2 separate regions of the Homo sapiens genome follow, and region 2 is linked to region 1. A link is a loop called in an ENCODE intact Hi-C map of the cell type or tissue named here. Cell type or tissue: gastrocnemius medialis. All regions are shown on one strand. Region 1 overlaps BABAM2 (BRISC and BRCA1 A complex member 2). Region 2 overlaps BABAM2 (BRISC and BRCA1 A complex member 2).

Region 1 (5,000 bases):
TCATTACTCCCTGAAACTTGCCAGGCTATAACAGTGGGAGCAATGGGGGCAGAAGTTCCTTCCTTTCAAAATGCACATCAACAGTGCTTTATAATATGACACATACATGAAATCACAGAAATGTTAAATACAAAGTAGATTTTATTTACACGCTTGTGCCTTAGCAGCTGACAATTTTTAGAAGGTATCAGCACCATCTCAGGAAGGCTCACTTACCAGATATGCAGAGTGGACCATATCTCCTACTCCCTAATTACAGAAGGAACACAGCCTGTCCACAGGATACTTGCCTTATTCCTCACCAGTGAAATATTATCATACTATTTTGTCTATCAGTTTCAATAACTGCCAGGAAAACATAGTTTCTAAGAAACAATTCAATACTAATACAACTAATACAATCACTAATCATTAGAGAAATACACATCAAAACCACGAGATACCATCTAACATCAGTCAGAATGGCTATTACTAAAAAGTCAAAAAATAACAAAATGCTGGTGAGGCTGCACAGAAAAGGAAATGCTTACACACTGTTGGTGGGAACATAAACTAGTTCAGCCACTGTGGAAAGCAGTTTGGAGATTTCTCAAAGAACTTAAAATAGAGCTACCATTCAACCCTGCAATCCCATTACTGTGTATATACCCAAAAGAATATAAATCATTCTATGAAAAAAACACATATACTCATATGTTCATTGCAGCACTATTCACAATAGCAAAGACTTGGAATCATCCTAGATGCCCATCAAGAGTGAATCTGATAAAGAAAATGTACATAGGCCAGGCGCAGTGGCTCACACCTGTAATCTCAGCACTTTGTGAGGCTGAGGCAGATGGATCACCTGAGGTGAGGAGTTCGAGACCAGCCTGGTTAACATGGCGAAACCACGTCTCTACTAAACAAAAAAATACAAAAATTGGCTGGGCATGGTGGCGCATGCCTGTAGTCTCAGCTACTTGGGAGGCTAAGGCAGGAGAATTGCTTGAATCCAGGGGGTGGAGGTTGCAGTGAGCCGAGATTGTGCCGCTGCACTCCAGCCTGGGCAACAGAGTAAGACTCCATCTCAAAAAAAAAAAAAGAAAAAAAGAAAATGTGGTACATATACACCATGGAATACTACACAGCCATAAAAAAGAATGAGATCATGTCCTTTGCAGCAATATGGATGTAGCTGGAGGCTATTATCCTACCAAACTAACCAGGAACAGAAAGCCAAATACCACATGTTCTCACTTGTAAGTGGAAGCTAAACATTGGAGTATACATGGACACAAAGAGGGGAATAATAGACACTGGGGCCTACTTGAGGGTGGAGGGTGAGAGGAGGGTGATGGTCAAAAACCTACCAATCGGGTACTTTGCTCACTATCTAGGTGACTAAATCTTTTGTACACCAAACCCCAGTGATATGCAATTTACCCACGTAACAAACCTGCACATGTAACCCCAGAACCTAAAATGAAACTTGAAAAAGAAAAAAAGAAAAAGGTAAATGACTGGTTTTCTGCCAATGATAGATTATTCTTATCAGTTGCTGCATTAAATGATTACTGACTGAAACTCCAAGTATGGAAGTGAGAGTCAGACAAGAACTTTGTGGAAACGCCAGTTTGAAGGAGATAGTCTCAACAAAAAGTAAGTTCAAGCAATAGAGTTTGTGTCCGTCCATTTTTGCATCACTATAAAGAACTAACCGAGGACTGGATAATTTATAAAAAGAGGTTTAATTGGCTCACAGTTCTGCAGGCTGTACAGGAAGCATGGTGCCAGCATCTGCTTCTGGCAAAGACCTCAGCAAGCTTACAATCATGGCAGGAGGTGAAGGGAGAGCAGGCACATCACAAGATGAGAGTGGCAGTGAGAGCAAGAGGAGGTGCCACGCTCTTTTAAACAACCAGATCTCACATGAAGTCAGAGCAAGAACTCTTTCATTATCACAAGGACAGCACCACACCATTCATGAGGGATCCACCCCCATGACCCAAACACTTCCCACTAGGCTCACCTCCAACACTGGAGGTCACATTTCAACATGATATTTGGAGGTGACACATATCCAAACCATTTCAGAGCTTTACGAAAAACTTTGAAGAGGTGACTCATTTCCAAGAGTTAGCTCTAACCCTTAGTGTGTCCTTACACTGAAATTTAATATCTCTCTGAAAATTCCATTTGCTGGTTCTGAGAACTTTATGGGACAAGTTTAATTTATCTGTAATATCACAGCCCTTCAATTATTTGAAGGCAGTTCTCGTGACCTATCTTTCAACCCCACTAGGAGTCACCTCTTAGACAGGCTTACTATCCCAGTCTCCTTCACTATTCCTCATCTGACTTGTTTCAATTTCCTTCATCATTTGGCTCTCTCCTCTCTGAATATGTACCAGTTTGTCTATAGCTCTCTTAGAGGATAACACCCAGATCTCAAGATAAGATTCTAGGTGTGTTCTAAAGAGCACAGAAACAAATACAAAAATCCATGCCTTAATTTATGTATTAAACTTCTATTGATAAATGGCATTGTAAGTTAAAATAGCTTTTTTGGCAGCCTCATCAGTAGTGACTCCTATTATGCTTCTTATTAACTAAAAGCCCTAACATTTTTATGTATTTACCACTGCTAAGCTACATATCCCTCTTCTTAACTGGGACAACTAAATTTTAGAATCCATTTTGAAATTTTAAATTTATCTGTATTATATTTCAGTATCGCTAGATTTACCTATTTAAAGTCCATCATGATATTCTTAGATTCTACTCCAATTTTGGGTTGGCACTCCTAACTTCAAATTATAAACATACTGGCTAGGCATCCTTCTGGAAACCTCCCTTTATGACAATTTATAAACAATAAACAATCTTGGGTGCAATAATTTAAACAATAATGTCTAACCAATAATAATATGAACTTAAACATTCATCACAAGTTTGTCAAGGAACTTGTCAACTGCCTCAGCAATGTAGGCTGTTGTGCCTACAAATGCAAGGATGCCACTAATTATTCCATTGCACAGCATTCTTTTCATCTTGAGTGGTAGAGTTTAATTTCCAATATCAAGGAAAAAGACTCTAAGGAATTACTACATCTGAGAGTTGGCATATTTACATGAATTAGGCTCTCAAACAAAATCTGTAGAACAAAGGATGGAAGTAGGGGGCAGAGGCTAAACTTAGGTCATTTAAATTTGCCTCCTCTTCTTAGAAGACTTCCTTCTGCCATATCCCTCTCCTAGACTTCGGACCACACCTAATCCTTCTTTGCACTTCTAATATCTGAAGCAGTGCTATGTAATAGAAATAATAATGCAAGCCACATACATAATTTTAAACTTACCAGTAGCCACATTCAAACAGTAAAAAGAAAAAAGGTGACATAAAAATTATAAACTATTTTTTAACTTTATACACAGTAAAATTCATCTTTTTCTGTACACCTATAAGAGTTGTATAACATGCAGAGATTTGTGTAAACATCACCAAAATTAGGATACAGAACAATTCTATCACTCTCCAATATGTCTTCATGCTATCCCTGTGTATTTAAATATTCCGACCATTCCTTATTCCTGGAAACCTCTGACCTGCTCTTGGCCCCTTCAGTTTTGCATTTTTCCAGAATGCCATATAAATGGAATCATGCAGTATGTAACCTTTTGAGACCAGCTTCTTCTTTCACTTAGCATAAGGCATTTGAGACTCAAATTGCTGCATGTATCAATAGCTTGCTCCTTTTTTATAGCCTACTAGTATATTCCATTGTACAGATGTACCATAGTTTGTATATCCATCTACCCAATGAAAGACATGTAGGTGATTTCCAGTTTGTGATGATTATGAATGATGCTGCTACAAACATATATGTACATGTTTTGCGTGAATGTACATTTATCATTTCTAGATAAATGTTTAAGACTGGATTGCTAGGTCATATGATGAAGTGTATCTTTAACCATAAAACAAACTGCCAACCTTTTTTCCTGAGTGACTATTACATTTAGCAAACCAACAACGCATGAGAGTTCCAGTTTCTACACATTCGTGCCAACATTTAATATGGTCAATTTTGTTATTATTGTCATTGATTTTAGTCATTCTAACAGGTACATCATGGCATCTCATAATGATTTTAATCTGCATTTTCCTAATGACTAATAAAGTTGAGCATCTTTTCATGTGTTTATTTGCTACCTGTATATATTCCTTGGTGGAGTATCTGTTCAGATCTGTTCCCCATTTTTTTTATTGTTGTTGGTTTTCTTAATGTTGACTTTTGAAAGCTACATATTCTTGAAATTTGTTCTCTGTTAGATACATGATTTGCAAATATTTTCTCTTACTGCTTCTTGTCCTCCTCTTCCTCTTAACAGTCTCTTCAGCAGAGCAAAAGTTTTAAGCTTCAGTGAAATCCAATTTATCAACTTTTTTCTTTTATGGATTATGTTTCTACTGTTGTATCTAACTCAATGCCCAGCCCAAGTCACAAAGCCTTCCTTCTATGGTTACTTCTTGGATTTTTATGGTTTGAAATTTTCCATTTAAGAATGTGATTCACCAATTTTTGAACATGGTTTGAAATATAAGTCAAGGTCCTTTTTTTTGCATGTAGATGTCTACTTGCTGAGAAGACTCCTTTTGCCATTGAAGTGCCTTTGCGTTTTTGTGGAAAATCATTGACCATATTTATATGGATCTATTATTGGACTATTTTGTTCTATTGATCTATGGCTCTTCTTTTGCCAATATCACACTGCCTTGATAATAAGTCTTCAAACTGAGTAGTCTGACTCCTCCATTTTTATTGTTCTTTTCCAAAATTGTTTTGGCTATTTTAATTCTTTGCTTCCCACGTAAATTTTAAAATCATCTTGTCAATATCTACCCAATCCTGCTGGGATTTTGATGGGGATTACACTAAATAGTGTACATTAATTTAGGGAAAATTGACTTAGGAAACTAATTAAAACTAATTAGGGAAAACATCTTAACTATGTTGA
Region 2 (5,000 bases), 76 kb after region 1:
GTGTTGTCAACGACTGAGCTTCACTGTAGTGTTATCAGGCAGCATTCTGGCCTTTTTATTGGAGGACTGCCAGATTGATTATCTGGAGGTCTTTCTCTGGGACCATAAAATAAAATGTGCCCATATGGATGCATATATTCCTATGTATCAGCAAAATTTTAATTACTGGGCCAAGAAGTATGCAAATTTAAGACTTTTGATGTATAGTAGTCCCCCCTTATCTATGGTTTTGCTTTCTGTGATTTCAGTTACCCTTGGCCTACCCTGACCCTTGGTCAAGAAAACGCAATGTTTGGTCTGAAAATACTAAATGGAAAATTCCAGAAACAATTCATAAGTTTTAAATTGCATGCTGTTCTGAGATTGTTCTCACACCTTCCAACTCTGTCCCGCCTAGGACATGACTCATCCCTCTGTCCAGCATAACTGTCTACACTACCCACCCGTTAGTCACTTAGTCGCTGTCTTGGTGATCAGATCAACTGCCTTGGTACAGCAGTGCTTGACTTCAAGTAATCCTTATTTTACTGAATAAAGTGCTTCGGGAAAGCACAAGAGTAGTGATGCTGGCAATTCAGATACACTAACGACAAGCCATAAAGTGCTTCCTTTAAGGAAAAAGGTAAATGTTCTTGACTTAATAAGGAATTAAAAAAAAATATGCTGATGTTGCTAAGACCTAACATAAGAACAAATCTTCTATCCATGAAATTGTGAAGAAGGAAAAAGAAATTTGTGCTAGTTTTGCTTTGCACCTCAAATTGCAAAAATAACAGCTACAGCGTATGCTACGTGCTCAGTTGAAACAGAAAAGGCATTAAATTTGTGGGTGGAAGACACCAACATAAACGTGTTCTGACTGACGGCAACAGAGTTCCATCAGAGGTTTCAGGCATCTACTAGGGGAGGTCTTGGAACATATCCCCTAATGAGAAGGGGGGACTAGTATATTCATCTATTTCATGATTCAACTTAAATCTCAGTTCCTCAGAGAGAGCTTCTCTAACCTTCAATTCTCAATTTGCCTCTCATCAGGGTAATCTCTCTTCATTTCTCTTTCTCAATTAATTAAAAAGAAGTTTTTTTGTTAACTAAATTATGGTATGTTTCCTAATGAAACAGTATACAACTATTTAAATGAGGTTACAAAAACGTATGTAGAACACAGGGTTAAGCAAGACAATTTTTAAGAATTAGAACAAGATGGAAGGGGGGAATTTGTCCTACTGGCTATCATGACATTTCACAAGACTGTAATAGTTAAGAAAGTATGGAACTGGCACAAGGACAGTGAGGCTGACTGACCAAAACAGAAAGCCTGGCAACAGGCCCATGTGTGATATAAACTTGACATCCATGGGCAAGGATGGCCTTCTCAATAAATGAGGCTAGGTCAACCAATTATCCATACGGTGGGGGGGGTGGGGGAGACAATATCTCTATCTCACTCCATATTACAGAAAAAATAAATTCCCATTTAAAGACCAAAAAAGGAAACAGGAAAACTTTAAAATTCGTAAAGAAAGATGTGTGACTTTTGGATAGGCCCAGATTTCTTAAAACTCTCTTTCTCTCTCTCTCTCTCTCTCTCACACACACACACACACACAAACACACACACGTGCACACAGGCACATATATTCAAATCTAAAAAAGAAAATACTGTAGAATATAACTTCATCAAAATCAAAACTCTTGGATGTCAGGGGCACTAAAATAAGAATATATGCCACAGACTTTGTGCAGATATTTGTAATACATGTAATTACCAAAAGATCAGTATCCAAAATACACAAAGAATGCTTTAAAATCTATAGAAATATACAAACAATCCACTTAAAAGACGAACAAAGGATATCCCAAAGGAAGAAATCTGAATTGCCAATAAGCATATTAAAAGACTTTTCACCACAATGAGATACCAGGTCGCATCTCATCAGCTTGGCAAAAATATAAGTTTGACAATATCAAGTACTGGTGAGGCTACAGAATAGTAGAAACTCATTTCTGATGGAAGGAAAATGATTCAATCTGGCAATATCTAATAAAATAGAAGATGTATACATCTTAAGAGCTAGTAATTCTATTTCTAGGAATATACCTTTGATGGGTAGCTTTCAAAGTTTTGATCATCACACATATTTTCATTATGACCCAGTATACACATACTTACTTATTTAACCGAAATGAAAATTCACAAAACAGTGCTTATTCTTACTGTGACACATTTTGAGAGTTTCCATTTTGTTCTCATTCATTTTTTAATGTTGGGTGACTCACTCAATTGATTTTACAACCACTAATGGGTAAATACACTCAGTTTAAAAAACTGTCCCAGAAAATATTCTCATACATATTTTCTTGTGCACATGTGAGAGAATGTTCACTGTGGCATTCTTTGTCAAAAAAATAATTTAAACAGTGTAACAGTCAATCAGCAGAAGAATGAATTTAAAATTAAGGGCATATTCACACAATGGAATACAAAATATCAGCACAAAGGAAAGAACCAAACCTGTAAATATCAACACAGATAAATCTCATTAACTTTATACTAAGTAAAATGGGCAAGATATAGATGAATATATATAGTATATCATTTGTACAAACTTTTTAAACACGCAAAATAATACTGTTGAGGAATATATTTATGTATAATGAATACATAAAGTATGAAGACAGGCGTGGGGAAAAAGGGGAATGAGATCAGGGAAAAGTACAGAAAAGTTAAGTGAACAACTAAATCTAAATTATTAAAAACTGCCCATCTTCAGACGAGATTGGGCGCAATCAAGGTGGTATGGCCATAGACAAAAATTAAACTATTGCCTCCCAGGGCAGCAGCTTCCTTCCAGACACAAGGCTAATGAAGATTCAGATTGCCAGTTAGAGAGACTCATGCAGCCAAACTGAGATCAGTCTTCAAAGCTTACAGCACTCATCCTTTAAAAGTGTTCTGTCTATTTAGTAATCAAGTACTTACACTGAGTATCTATTTTTAACTAAGTAATGAAATTCAGAACATGGACAAAAAAATGCAATAGGTAGTTGTGGGCGGATGAGATGTCACAGCAGATGCCCCAAACACAGCCATGTGCCAGTGAGGTTGAGTCACTGCAATATGCTGAAAAAAGATACTGAGGCTCAGCTGCCACAGGTTGCAGTGAGCCCTCTCTGCTTTCCTCACTGTTGTATTTGCCAGGCATCATTCCAGAATGCTGAACAGACACTTAGACATTTTCAAGATTAGAAAAATCACTAAAAATGACAAAATATGGCATCTTACAAATAGCACATGCTTGTGATCAAATTAACACAGAGCAAAGAACTAATAAACAGTAAGCTCATGGAATAATTCTCTAAAATTAATAATTTGGTCCCTTCAGATCTCAGTCTGTATTTTACCTGCAAGAGTAAATCCAGTATTAGATAATACACTTTACTATAATTTCCTTTTTTTTTTTTTTTTTTTTGAGACAGAGTCTCACTCTGTCGCCCAGGCTGGAGTGCAGTGGTGCAATCTCGGCTCACTGCAAGCTCCACCTCCCGGGTTCACGCCATTCTCCTGCCTCAGCCTCCCGAGTAGCTGGGACTATAGGCACCCGCTACCATGCCCGGCTAATTTTTTGTATTTTTAGTAGAGACGGGGTTTCACCGTGTTAGCCAGGATGACCTCGATCTCCTGACCTTGTGATATGCCCGCCTCGGCCTCCCAAAGTGCTGGGATTACAGGCGTGAGCCACCGCGCCCGGCCTACTATAATTTCAAAAATGTCAACTCATTTCAGGGAATGTCATTAAAAAGAATTATGCATAACAGAAAGTAAGCAATACACTATCAGGCCAATAAAAATCCTTCCAAACCACAAGAACAAACCACTCTGATACCCAAAACAAGTAGTTTCTCAAGGAAAACATCTAACTCATTCATTCATCCATTCAAATCCTACTTACTACATTACATGTGAAAAGTACGAAGATAGATCTTAAGGAGGTATAAACATAAATTAAACAAGAACTTGGCCCTTAAGATACTGATGGGTCTAGCAATGGAGTTTAGAAACATACACAGTCTTATTAAGTAAGGTAGAAAAATCTAGATAACATAAGAGAAATATATATGAATTGCTATTTAAAAAAAAAAAAAAGAAATCTTGCTTCGATTAGGTTCTTGCCTATTTCTCCTATGAACCAGATCTAGAATATAGATAACTTAGACCTTATCTCTTCAAGGCCAACTGGCTACATGTAATAAGACTGGTTCTTGTGACCTTTAAAAATTGTCTCCTTGTTTTATACTTTTATTTATACTGTGTCCTATAGGGTATACCTCTTCGAGTTAATAGAAATTAGACATGTAGATCCTACCACTCATAACTGTGTCTGCTGAAGATCTAAAAGAAAGGAATGCCAAAAGTGACACACCAAAAAGAAGCCATTCTTTTCCCTAACTCTGTCATTGTTTTGTTACAGAAACGAGAAATTCACACTTCGGCTGATGGAAGGATTGAAGAAGGAATTGTTAATGAACTTCTAAAGAACTTCCCTGAATCTTTCAGACAAGTACTACATAAAAGGCATCAATAATGTTCCAGATTAACAAGGTCTTTCACATCATTTTATGAATGTGGGTAGAGGTATTTTTATTTCTTTTTTGAAGCTAACGAAAGTAAATTCCATACATATTAAATGTCATTAAATGCCATATCACATATTTTTCAGGCAGTTAATCCAGAAAAAGCTAGGACTAGGCCAGGCACAGTGGCTCACGCCTGTAATCCCAGCACTTTGGGAGGCCAAGGTGGGTAGATCACCTGAGGTCAGGAGTTTGACACCAACCTAGCCAAGATGATGAAACCCCATCTCTACTAAAAATACAAAAAATTAGCCAGGCATGGTGGCGGACGCTGTAGCTACTCAGGAGGCTGAGGCAGTAGAATCGCTTGAACCCAGAAGGCAGAGGTTGAGGAGCCAAGATCGCGCCATTGCCCTCCAGCCTGG

The links. A loop is a pair of places that touch in the nucleus more often than their neighbours do. Peaks named below come from ENCODE experiments on the same cell type or tissue, not always from the same donor. Only the 100,000 strongest peaks of a DNase experiment are listed, where the experiment ranks them.
Region 2: it touches region 1 in a loop (2.1-fold over the local background); 7 of 110 quality-filtered maps call a loop at or near these places.

What each region holds. Positions count from the first base shown.
Region 1 is chr2:27,975,117-27,980,116 of GRCh38, reverse strand. The region is part of intron 3 of BABAM2 (BRISC and BRCA1 A complex member 2); the gene reads right to left. Among named protein-coding and RNA genes, the nearest start is that of MIR4263, 19 kb to the left of the region's middle. In gastrocnemius medialis, no CTCF peak of the experiment used is centred here; a DNase peak (open chromatin) is centred at 1,926; H3K27ac peaks cover 2,986 bases.
Region 2 is chr2:27,899,516-27,904,515 of GRCh38, reverse strand. All of the region lies in intron 2 of BABAM2 (BRISC and BRCA1 A complex member 2), which reads right to left. Among named protein-coding and RNA genes, the nearest start is that of BABAM2-AS1, 11 kb to the right of the region's middle. In gastrocnemius medialis, no CTCF peak of the experiment used is centred here; DNase peaks (open chromatin) are centred at 415 and 3,105; H3K27ac peaks cover 4,628 bases.